Regions from separate parts of the Homo sapiens genome. Here all the other regions are linked to region 1. A link is a contact called in ENCODE Hi-C or POLR2A ChIA-PET data. All regions are on one chromosome and are shown on one strand. The core of a region is the stretch at or near the end of the contact, and the rest is flanking DNA. Distances in the headings are between cores, read along the strand shown.

Region 1 (3,394 bases), core at 319-2,818:
CAGTACGAGAAAAAAGAATCAGCTGTTACCATCTTAAAACTTAGGATAGCCTAGGTGTGGTGGCTCACAGCTGTAATCCTAGCACTTTGGGAGTACGAGGCAGATTGCCTGAGCTCAGGAGTTCGAGACCAGCCTGGGCAACACCGTGAAACCTCGTCTCTACTAAAATACAAAAAAAAAAAAAATTAGCTGGGCGTGGCGGTGTGCACTTGTAGTCCCAGCTACGGGGGAGGCTGAGGCAGGAGAATTGCTTGAACCCGAGAGGTGGAGGTTGAGGTGAGCCAAGATCGCACCACTGCACTCTACTCCAGCCTGGGTGACAGAGTGAGAGACTCCGTCTCAAAAAAAAAAAAAAAAAAAAAAAAAAAAAAAAAAAAAAAAGAAAAGAAAAAAAACCCCAAAAAACTTAGGATAAAATCTTAAAACGTTTTGTTCGACTTAAATTTAAATTAGCAGTTTAGGATATAGTACACTGATAATGTAATTACATACATTCTGCTATAAAGGCATAGACATCTTTATTGGGAGATATGGGCAGAAAAATTATTTCCTCAGGGTGGGGCATTTGGCTAAACACTTGCCAATATCCTTTACTGTGTAATTTAGGTAACACAGGCAGAAAAGGCGTTTGAAAAGCAGAAATCAAGTGGCAAATATCAGATCTGAGGGACGCAATGAGGGTGGAGTTGAAATCCGTGGTCCTTGGATTTGAAACTTACCAGCCCGTGAACAAGGTTGGTATTGCTTTTGGCATAAGACGACAGCCTTTCTTTTCATTAGCTCAGGAGGAATACTGGCTTTCCAAGTGAGCTCCTCCAATCCAGTGATATTTGCACATCTCACCTGGGCCTTTCGGTTACAAATTCACCACCTTAAGGAGCCGTGTGAAAAAGCAAGAACAATCAATAAGAAGGAAAAAAAAAAACCCTTCAGCTATAAATCAGCCACGTGGAGCTGCTGCAGCAGCAGCGGTAGTCCCACTTCCTGGTTGGCTTCCTGAAAGCCTCTCGACAAGGGGCTCAGGGAAGTGGGTCTAAGGGAGAGGTGCAGACGAGAGCGACTCCAGGTCCAACGGAGGGGGCGGCGGGCCACGGGATCCCGGAGGGCACAGGCGTTAAGGACGGAGTTATTGTCCATAATTACAATAAAAGTTTGGGGATCTGAAAGCTTTAAGGAGCTGAGCTGCAGGGCAAAGGCTAAGAACCGGACTCGGGAAAAGTGCAAGTTAGTTACAAGGTAGCAGGGACTGTGAAGGGGGCTCGCGTGGAGAGCAGGGGACTGCGGATCTGGAAGGGGGCAGGTAGAGAGGAAGGCAGCCTGGCAGAGCGAGGCACACGGGTCAGTCGGAGCTCTGCGGTGGCCGCCAGAGGGGAGGGGGCCACGGGGAGGAGCGGAGGGAAGAGCCCGGGGAAAGGTGTAGCCGAGGGGAGTTCCGGATCTGGAGCTGGAAAGGGCAGGCAGCGGAGAGGGCGGCAGCCGTAGCGGTAGGGGTGGGGGAAAGAGGGGGAGGAGAGCCGGAGGAGGGGGAAGGAGGGAGGGGAGAGCGGTGGCGGCGGCTGCGCCGGGCTGTGAGTCTCTCGCCGCCGGAGGAAGATGAGGCTGAAGATTGGGTTCATCTTACGCAGTTTGCTGGTGGTGGGAAGCTTCCTGGGGCTAGTGGTCCTCTGGTCTTCCCTGACCCCGCGGCCGGACGACCCAAGCCCGCTGAGCAGGATGAGGGTGAGTGACCCGCCCGGCCCCCTCCGGCGGCAGCGACCGGCAACTTGTTTTGTTTGCCCGCGTGTGGAGGGAGCAGGGGCGGCGGGGTCGCGGCACGGCGTGGGCACCGCAGCTCCGCAGGTGGTGCTGGCGCAGCGCGGGCCGAGGGGGTGCCGAGCCCCGCGCACTCCGACCTCCCTGGCCGCCGCCGGCCCGCCCCCTCGCCGCCCCTTCCTCCGCTCTTCCCCGCCCCGGGCTCCGTCGCCGACACCCGCGCTGCCGCGGCAGCGGCTCGGGCGGCCGCTCTCCGCGCCGGGACTGCGGGCGGAGCGGGCGGAGAGCCGGGTCCGGGGGGCTGCGGCCGCCCGGCGTCCCGCTCTGGGGGGCCGGGACCGCAGCGCTCACGGCCCGGGGACGCGGGGTTGGTCCAGGCTGCGGCCTGTGGCGCGTGCAGGCCTGAAGGAGGCGAGATGCCGATGCCGCCACCGCTGGTCCGGTGGACCAGGCCCCTTGGTCCAGCCTCCCCTCCCGCAGCCGCCCGTCTGGGGGTGTTCGCAGCCCCGGGCTCCCCCGGCCCGCCCGCCGGGGAGTGGGAGGGCGATGGCGCCCCGCCTCCGGCTCTTACGGAGAGCGCGCCTCCCCCTCAACTCCGGCGGCGGGGAGCCGGGGTGCGATGCGCGGCCGAGGCCTCGCCCGGACCGCCGGTCCCCCTCGCGTCCCTGGGCGAGGGAGGGGCGGTTGGCCGGAGATGGCGGAGGGGCGTCCCCGCCCCGCCTGCCCGCCGCCCCCAGCCCTCAGCGCCTGGGGAAGCCCCTGCTGTGGCAGTGCTCGGGCGCTATCCGGGGGAAGAGGAGCAGTTCCTCTTCCTTGGCTGCGGCAGGGCTGCTTGGGCCGGAAAACTAACTTGTGTCGGCGCCCGGCCGCCCCGCGCCGGCTGCCGGCTAGCTCAGGCCGACGCCGAGGGGAGCGGCGGCGCGGAGCTCGCGGCGGCTCCGCTGGGACGCATTTGTCTGCCGCCCAGGGCGCGAGTGTTAGCGCTGACATTCCTTGGATTTGGAGGGTTTAGTCAGGCGCCTCGGAACATTAGTTACCCGGAGCCGCGCCGCGCGGGGAAGGGACCGCGGGCACTGCGGCTTCCCTGACCCGGCAGCGGGCGGCGCGCACCGGCCTCGCCCCCGACCCTGACCTGCTTCCCCCCGGATGAACCGTTGCACCACCTGCTTCCTCCTCCCCGCTGGGACAGCCAACTGGGCCGGCTGCCAGTGGGGGTAGGAGAGGGTATGAGGGGCTCACGACCGCCGAGGCGGCGGGGCTGCAGGAGGAGTCGAGTCGCTCTCTCTGTTGTAAAGTGCTTTTTGCAAGTGTGATGAGCATCGCTTCTATGTCATGTTTATTTAACTTTCCTTCTGGAAAGTTAGCATCAAGAAGTTGGGCAAAAAGGCTTGTGGCGTCCTTTCAAGAGTAAGAATCCTAGGAGGAGATCCCATTATCAGCTCTTCGCCTATATCATGAGATTAGATGTAATCTGGAAGTTTTAGTATTTGAAGTCTCTACAGCAGTGGAATCCCTTTGTAATATCTGGGATAGATTCCCATCTAAGTCATCTAAATTGATGGTAATAAAAAGTATCAGTTTTCCTTTTCAGTACATTTGCGGTTTTAAGCTTCTCAGCTCATGGAGTGATGGTGATCTTTTT
Region 2 (3,394 bases), core at 325-2,824, 4.9 Mb before region 1:
CCACAGGGATTAGGACACATACACACACACACACATAAACACACACCCAACAGGACACACACATACAAAAACAAACAATCATAAGACCACAAATCTTACAAACGAATAAATTAAAAGGGGATGAAAGAAATTGCAAGAACCTTATAAGGCTTATCCTCCAATCACAGTAGTGTCAGAACCATATTCTGATTCAAACAATCTTAAAAAGGAAGAAGAAAAGAAGAAGGGAGGAAGAGAAATGGAAAAGAGAAAAAAGGAGGGAAGAGGAAAGGCGCAAAGGGGAGGTAAAGAGGAAAAAAATGGGGGCAAGGGAAGGGAAAGGAAATCATGGATTCTGTATTGGAACAGAATGGTGGAGCTACTTGATGAAAGGCATCAAGCTCCTGAAACCCTGCCTGGAGAAGAGCTGGTGGGTTAAAATGGCTTCCAGTACCCGGTATAACCCTCTCCCCTTGAGTGTGGACAGGACCTGTGAATTTAATGGCATAGTCTCTTTAATGATTCGGTTATATTATGTAAGACTTCATCATAGTAGACTCGGGAGATTCCCCCAAAGAGGCTTATACCTTCTTTAAAGGTACCCTATACCTTCTTTAACGGTATAAGCCACCTTGTTGTGAGAAGGCCACTGTAGCTAAGATCTCAGGGTGAAATCTAAAGACATGGGAACCCCCAGCCAACAGCCAGCAAGAAAGCAGGTAACCTCAGTCCTTTAGCTGCAAGAAACTGAATTCTTCCAACAACCTGAATGAGCATCCATGGTGTCCCATGAGGCCACAGCTCTGACACCTTGATTTCAGCTCGATGAGATGCTGAACAGAGAACTCACTTTACCCATGCCTGGGCTTCTGATCCACAGCAATTGTAAAATAATAAACTTGTAATGTTTTAAGCCACTATACCTGCCCCTTGACCAGGAATAAATTAAGTTACTGGAGTAGGAAATAAATTTCTATTGTCTTAAGCCACTGAAATTTAAGGGTGCACAGAAATTACCTGGGGGAATCTTATTAATAAACGCAGATTCTGATTCTACAAGTCTGGAGCAGGGATTGAAGGTGGAAGCTTCTTGCTGCTGTCAATGTACAGGTTTTACTGGCTGTGCTTAGATATGATGTCCCTTAATTTCTCCTCAACCTCCATTACCCAGCTCCCACCTTTGACGGGGACTCCTTAAATGCCTAACTAAGCACTCCTCTCTGTCTCAGACTTCAGGCCTTTCGCGGTTGTCCCTTTCCTCCGCCCCTCCCCACGCCCGGCCTTCCGGGCCAGCAGGGGGCCCGTGCGCCACGGCCTTGCGATCCCAGGAGGTTCCCCAGATTCCCGCGCCCCGAGCCCAGCACTCCTGGGCCACCTCCCTGTCCGGTCCGTTGAAGAAGACCTAGAACTCCCGCTAGACAGCTCCGCCCCAGGCTCTTCCCAAGGGACATCCCCGGCTCCTCACCGCGGACTCAGGACCGGTGGTGTCCAAAGACCCGCGAGCTGCGCGCCCCGCGGGGAGGGAGTGAAACAGAGACCTAGCGCAGAGCCCAGGTGGAAGTTCCAGGTTACCCCAGACCTGGCCTAGGACTCGGCGCTCTGAGCCACCGCAGCCAGTCTTTTATGCATCCGGCGGGAGTTTCGGTTTCCTTTCTCCTCTCAGAAGCACTTAGGTTTCAGTTTCCCTTCAGCACGAATTAGGCGAGGCACTTTCGTGGAAAGTTTAGCATCCTTCCCTTCAATCAGAATCTTAAGAAGGGGAGCATGGCGAGACGTTAGTTAAAAGGTATGAAGTTACAATAGCTAGGAAGAACCAGTTCTGGTATTCTATTCTGCAGTAGGGTGTGTATAGTTAACAATAATGCATATTTCAAAATAGCTAGAAGAGAGAATTTTGAATATTCTCATCACAAAGAAATAGTAAAGTTTTGAGGTAATAGATGGGCTAATTATCCTGATTTGATCATCACACAATGTATACATGTATTGAAACGTCACATTGTACCCCAAAAATATATACAATTATTATGCGTCAATTAAAAATAAAATGAAACTAAAAAAAACCTTAAAAGAGAGAGACAAAGGCAATAAAAATGGGCTTTGGAATTTGGGCATAAATATAGAGTAAATTGAGGCAGAAAAATTTGTAACATCTAAACAAGATAAAATCAAGAAGAGTTAGAATTTAGAAATTGATAAAATGTAAAAGACACTGTGGAATCTGAAACCCCACAATGAAATTGGAGATCTTGCTGCTTCTACTTGTATGCAAAAAGAAAAAAGAAAGTATGTAACAATACATGAACTTTGAGTTTCTGTTATGAGAAGCTGATGATTACTGTTCTGTATAAACTGTAATTGGTACTTTCATGGGCCAAGAATCAACATTAAAAAATAAATTGAAAATGCAGAATGGTCACATTTATTTGTGCCTCAAATTGATGAAATGTTCTCTTAATTTTTGCCTGTTGATACTTGCAGTGTGGGTTTCGATACTCATCTCCTTTCCTTTCAGTGCCCTCGTATGCTTGATTTCATTAATGCTATAAATATGCATTCATATATTGGAAATAGAAGAGGGTGTGGAGGAAAGACAGCAGTGAATTTGGGTAATCAGCATGATAAGAAGCCACAGGCTGCTTTGTCTACAAGGAAAGGAAAGAGCCAAGGTCCAGGCACTGCTCCACAGGGAACACAGAACAGAGAGAGTAGTGAATGATACTTTGTCTTGTGAAAAATTAGAGAGTCAAGTTGTTAAAAGAGGGGGATATGGGGAAGGAGGACATTTCTCACATCCATCAGACAATTACTTGTTTATTCATTTGTTTAGAAATTCACGTGTTTGTTAGTGATGAGATTAAGAAAGAAAATAAAAGACTCTAGAATTTAACACATGATTGGTCTTAAATCAGCCAATATTCCTGTCTCCTTCACTGTGATCTCTGATGTACCTGCCTGGGGTAGGCTGAATAATACCCTGCACTCCTCCCTCCAAAAGAGGCCAAAATCCTAATTCCTGGAACCTATGAATACAGTAACTTTCATAGCAAAAGTAACTTTGCAAAATAGATTAAATAAGAATCTTTAGAAGAGGAGATTACCCCTTACCCGGGATTATCCAGGTGGGCCCAAGGTCATCAGAAGGGCCTTTATAAGAGGGAGACAGGAGTTCGAGGGGCAATGTGATGATAGAAACAGTCAGTGACAGAATGTGGGGACACTACACAGATGGCGTTGAAGACAGTGGAAGGGACCACGGGCCAAGGAGTCTGGTGGTCTCTAGAAACTACCAAAGGCAAGGAAACATTTTTTTTTTCTAGAGCCTCCAGAAATCAGCCCTGATAACACCTTGACTTCAGCCCAGAGAGACTGATTTTGAACCTCTGAGCTCAGAACTGTAAGAGAACAAACTTGT
Region 3 (3,394 bases), core at 1-2,500, 4.3 Mb after region 1:
TTTACGCAAGTTCCCTCTTTCAATACAGGCAACTTAAACACAGAACTGTCCCCCGCCCAGGCTGATGCAATTTCTTTTCGTCTCATTATGGCTGGGAATATCTTTCTCACAGCCTGCTTCTTCATTTTCTCTGAATCGTATGCACTGCCACCAAATTCTGGAGCCAATTCTGCCCTAGAAAGTTAATACGTTAGCAACCTCAGATGGAGGAGGAGGGGTCTGAAAATGACTCTTCTGGTCATTAAGCAAATGAAAGAAACAAGCATAGTACAATGCGAAAATGCCAAGATAATGGTACGTAAAGGCTATTAACAAGGTGTAGAAGGCAGGAACCTAACTCATTCTGGACACGAGGGCAGTTAAGTCAGGGAACGCTTCCTGGAAGAGGTGATACCTTAGCTTAGTGGTTCTCAACCCTGTCTGCAAATCGAAATCACCTAGGGAGCTTTTTAAAGAAAAACAGTGGCCCTGATTCCAGCAGTTAGATCACAGTCACAGGAGGTGGGCCCCGGCAGGATGATTTTTGAGAAGCTCCCCAGATAGTGTGAATGTACAGCAAAGGTTGGAACCTTGAATTCTAAGTGGCAGGTAAAGTATGACAACACGTGGCAAAAAAAGTAAATGGGAAAAGAGTAGGCTATGGCTGGGACACTATTAGTCGTCTACAAAATTGCAAAGAAGTGAAGGATTAGAAACGAGAGGTGGAGACGTACACAGCCCGTGAAAAGACTGTCAGGCAGAAAAGCGTAGCTGCTACTTGATTAAAGCACAAAGGCCATAACTATGGTCAGCAGCAGGGTGGAAAATACATTGCGCTGGGGGCTGCATGAAGGGAGGACCTAAAATGCAACAGCGGTAGGTGGGGAGGATGCAGTAAAGGCCACTTGCAAGAGACTGAGCGGCGCTGGAGACTCGGGAAGACCTAGAGGGCGGGACCGCGAGGCCCGGCCCAGCCCGGCGCTCTTCCGTCCGCCCTGCCGGGTGACTGCAGCGGGGCGGGCTAGTCATCCCCACCCGCAAGCTCTCGCGGCGCAGCCGCCCGCCCAGGCCGCCAACCCGCACCTGCTTCGGTTGCATTCTTAAAGGGCCAAGTGTTGACGACCAGGGGCAGAGGGCTGGAGCAGCGCACTAGGGCCTGGCAGAGCAGAAACGGCACGAGAAGCACAGGCAAGTTCGACTTCCGCGCCATCCCTGACCACCGAAGAGACCAGCGCGAGAAAAGTCCCGGCAGCCAGCGATCGCCGAACAATTAATCCCCAGTGCCCCGCCCGCCTGGCGCCCACGCCCGCTCTCTCGGGGGTTCGCTCAGGCGTCCCTCAACTCTCGCGAGACGAGGCGTCCCTGGGCCCGCGGGAGAGTTGTGTCACGGGGCACTGAGCTGTTCCCTGCGCTAAGGTGCTTCTTCCTAAGTGCTGTTCAGATTTTTAAAATAGCCAGACAAGTTGCTGCTTTTCCTGTGGTTAAAATAGATTTAGCTTGATATTGGGAATTTAATACAAAATTATTCAACTCTGGGTTGCAGGGCCCCAGGAACTTTAGCCGATTGCTGTGTACTATGGATTTGGTTCTTTTACTGTCTTTTTAATTTAAAGTTGAAGTTGAAAAGTTTGTCAAACTCAGTATATTCTTGGGGATCCCAGGCCTCGGAGGTCTGCAATAGTTATGAGTGTAGGTGAAGCGTGTTTGCTTAGGACCGGATTGATTTTAGATTTTTTTTCCATTCATAGCGTCCGTCATTTTCGCACCACAGCTTTTTGTAGCACTTCCTCTCATTATAAATCCCTGAGCTGGAAGAAAAACAGAAACGGCCTATGTACCCTCTACCTAGCACACTGAAGTGCAGCTTCCTGCACCTCCAGGGCAAGACGGCTACCTCCATTCCTTTTTAAATGTATTTTTACCTTCCTGCCTGGCACTATTAAGTGCTAAATAAATGAATAAGAGGAGGAATGGGGATTTTACGTGCTTGGTGGAGGCTGCTCAGTTTTGTTGCTGGGCAGACGTGCGAACATGAACTAATAATCCCTTTGGGTGTCTGGAATGCCTGCCCAGGTTGCCAAGGCAAGACACATAATCACATAATTTTTAAAAGCATCTATAAATCTATACAAACTTTAAAAATATGAACTAGGCTGGGCACGATGGCTCACGCCTGTAATCCCAACACTTTGGGATGCTGAGGTGGGTGGATCACGAGGTCAGGAGTTCGAGACCAGCCTGGCCAACATAGTGAAACCCGTCTCTACTAAAAATACAAAAATTAGCCGGGCGTGGTGGTGCATGCCTGTAGTCCCAACTACTTGGGAGGCTGAGGCAGAATTGCTTGAAGCCGGGAGGTGGAGATTGTGGTGAGCCGAGATCGCACCACTTCACTCCAGCCTGGACAACAGAGTGAGATTCTGTCTCAAAAATAAATAAATAAATAAATGTAAAAATATAAACTAGGTAGGAGTTGTGAGACTTACAAAACCTTCAAGGCTCTTATTGATTGCTAGGAAATTAAATACATAATTTAAAGAACATAAGATAGCCCAGAAGTATCATTATCCCGTTGGGGAAGTGTTAATTAAAAGATATAATAAAGACAAATTTTCTAAGTTCCTTTCATGGGGTTTGGAAGAGGAACAAGTCATCTGTGCTGGAGTAATCATAACCCAATGGCAGGTGAAACTGGAAACTTGGGTGAAACAGGGTAAGAAAGCCAGAAAAACATACATTGTCCTCTGAGTAAATTTTCCTTAGCTCCTGGGCTGAGTATTTTTATGCAGCCTTAAGGAATTAGGACATGCCTTTAGCAAAAATTGTAAAATACAATACATGGAAAATTGGTCTTAGTACCCCACTGATCTCTCTAGCCTCTTCCTGTTTTTTAAGGTATTTGTGTTTCTTCTGGTGGAAAGAGCCTGATCTGTTACCTCCTACTATGTCTATTTCTCCAAATTCTTTCTTCTTAAATAAAAATTCCTGTCAGAGAAACAGCTAAATTACACTATAGTGGGAATGGCTGATAGAAGGTCTCAATATATCAACTTTTCCATGGATATTTGTATGTATGTATGTATGTATGTATTTATTTTTTGAGATGGAGTCTTGCTCTATCGCCCAGGCTGGAGTTCACTGGTGTAATCTCAGCTCACTGCAACCTCCACCTCCTGCATTCAAGCGATTCTCTTGCCCCAGCCTCCTGAGTAGCTGGGATTGCTACTGCCTACTACCATGCCCGGCTAATTTTTGTATTTTAAGTAGAGACAGGTTTTGCCATTTTGGCCAGGTTGGTCTTGAACTCCTGACACAGGTGATCCACCCACCGCCCCCACCCCCCCGACCTCCCAAAATGCTGGGATTACAGGTGTGAGCCACCGTGCCCAGCCGGATATTTGTATTTAAATAACTA

The links. A loop is a pair of places that touch in the nucleus more often than their neighbours do. ChIA-PET counts read pairs that join two places held with the same protein, here RNA polymerase II (POLR2A). Pooled maps may share reads with other maps.
Region 2: a pooled map shows a loop between it and region 1 (8-fold over the local background). The contact joins the promoter of DDX60 here to the promoter of GALNT7 in region 1. A Hi-C loop is called at or near these places in 5 of 50 pooled maps.
Region 3: a loop to region 1 is called in a map of OCI-LY7, with 13 times the contacts of the local background. The contact joins the promoter of AGA here to the promoter of GALNT7 in region 1. A Hi-C loop is called at or near these places in 5 of 168 maps with a recorded cell type or tissue (CD8-positive, alpha-beta T cell, OCI-LY7 and naive thymus-derived CD4-positive, alpha-beta T cell) and 14 of 50 pooled maps. POLR2A ChIA-PET finds 5 or more read pairs at or near these places in 1 of 52 experiments (CD4-positive, alpha-beta memory T cell).

The regions. Positions count from the first base shown.
Region 1 is chr4:173,167,243-173,170,636 of GRCh38, forward strand. It overlaps GALNT7 (polypeptide N-acetylgalactosaminyltransferase 7), which reads left to right and starts at 1,569. Exons shown (of 12, transcript NM_017423.3): 1 at 1,569-1,719. The coding sequence starts at 1,594. It overlaps GALNT7-DT (GALNT7 divergent transcript), which reads right to left and starts at 2,410. Exons shown (of 7, transcript NR_134242.1): 1 at 1,622-2,410; 2 at 720-871. RefSeq lists an enhancer at 838-937 and silencers at 1,248-1,297, 1,368-1,487, 1,718-2,947.
Region 2 is chr4:168,317,178-168,320,571 of GRCh38, forward strand. DDX60 (DExD/H-box helicase 60) reads right to left here and starts at 1,575. Exons shown (of 38, transcript NM_017631.6): 1 at 1,445-1,575. RefSeq lists an enhancer at 1,509-1,838.
Region 3 is chr4:177,441,187-177,444,580 of GRCh38, forward strand. AGA (aspartylglucosaminidase) reads right to left here and starts at 1,251. Exons shown (of 9, transcript NM_000027.4): 1 at 1,063-1,251. The coding sequence starts at 1,189. It also overlaps a transcript of AGA-DT not described here. RefSeq lists enhancers at 297-376, 1,203-1,746, 1,837-1,916.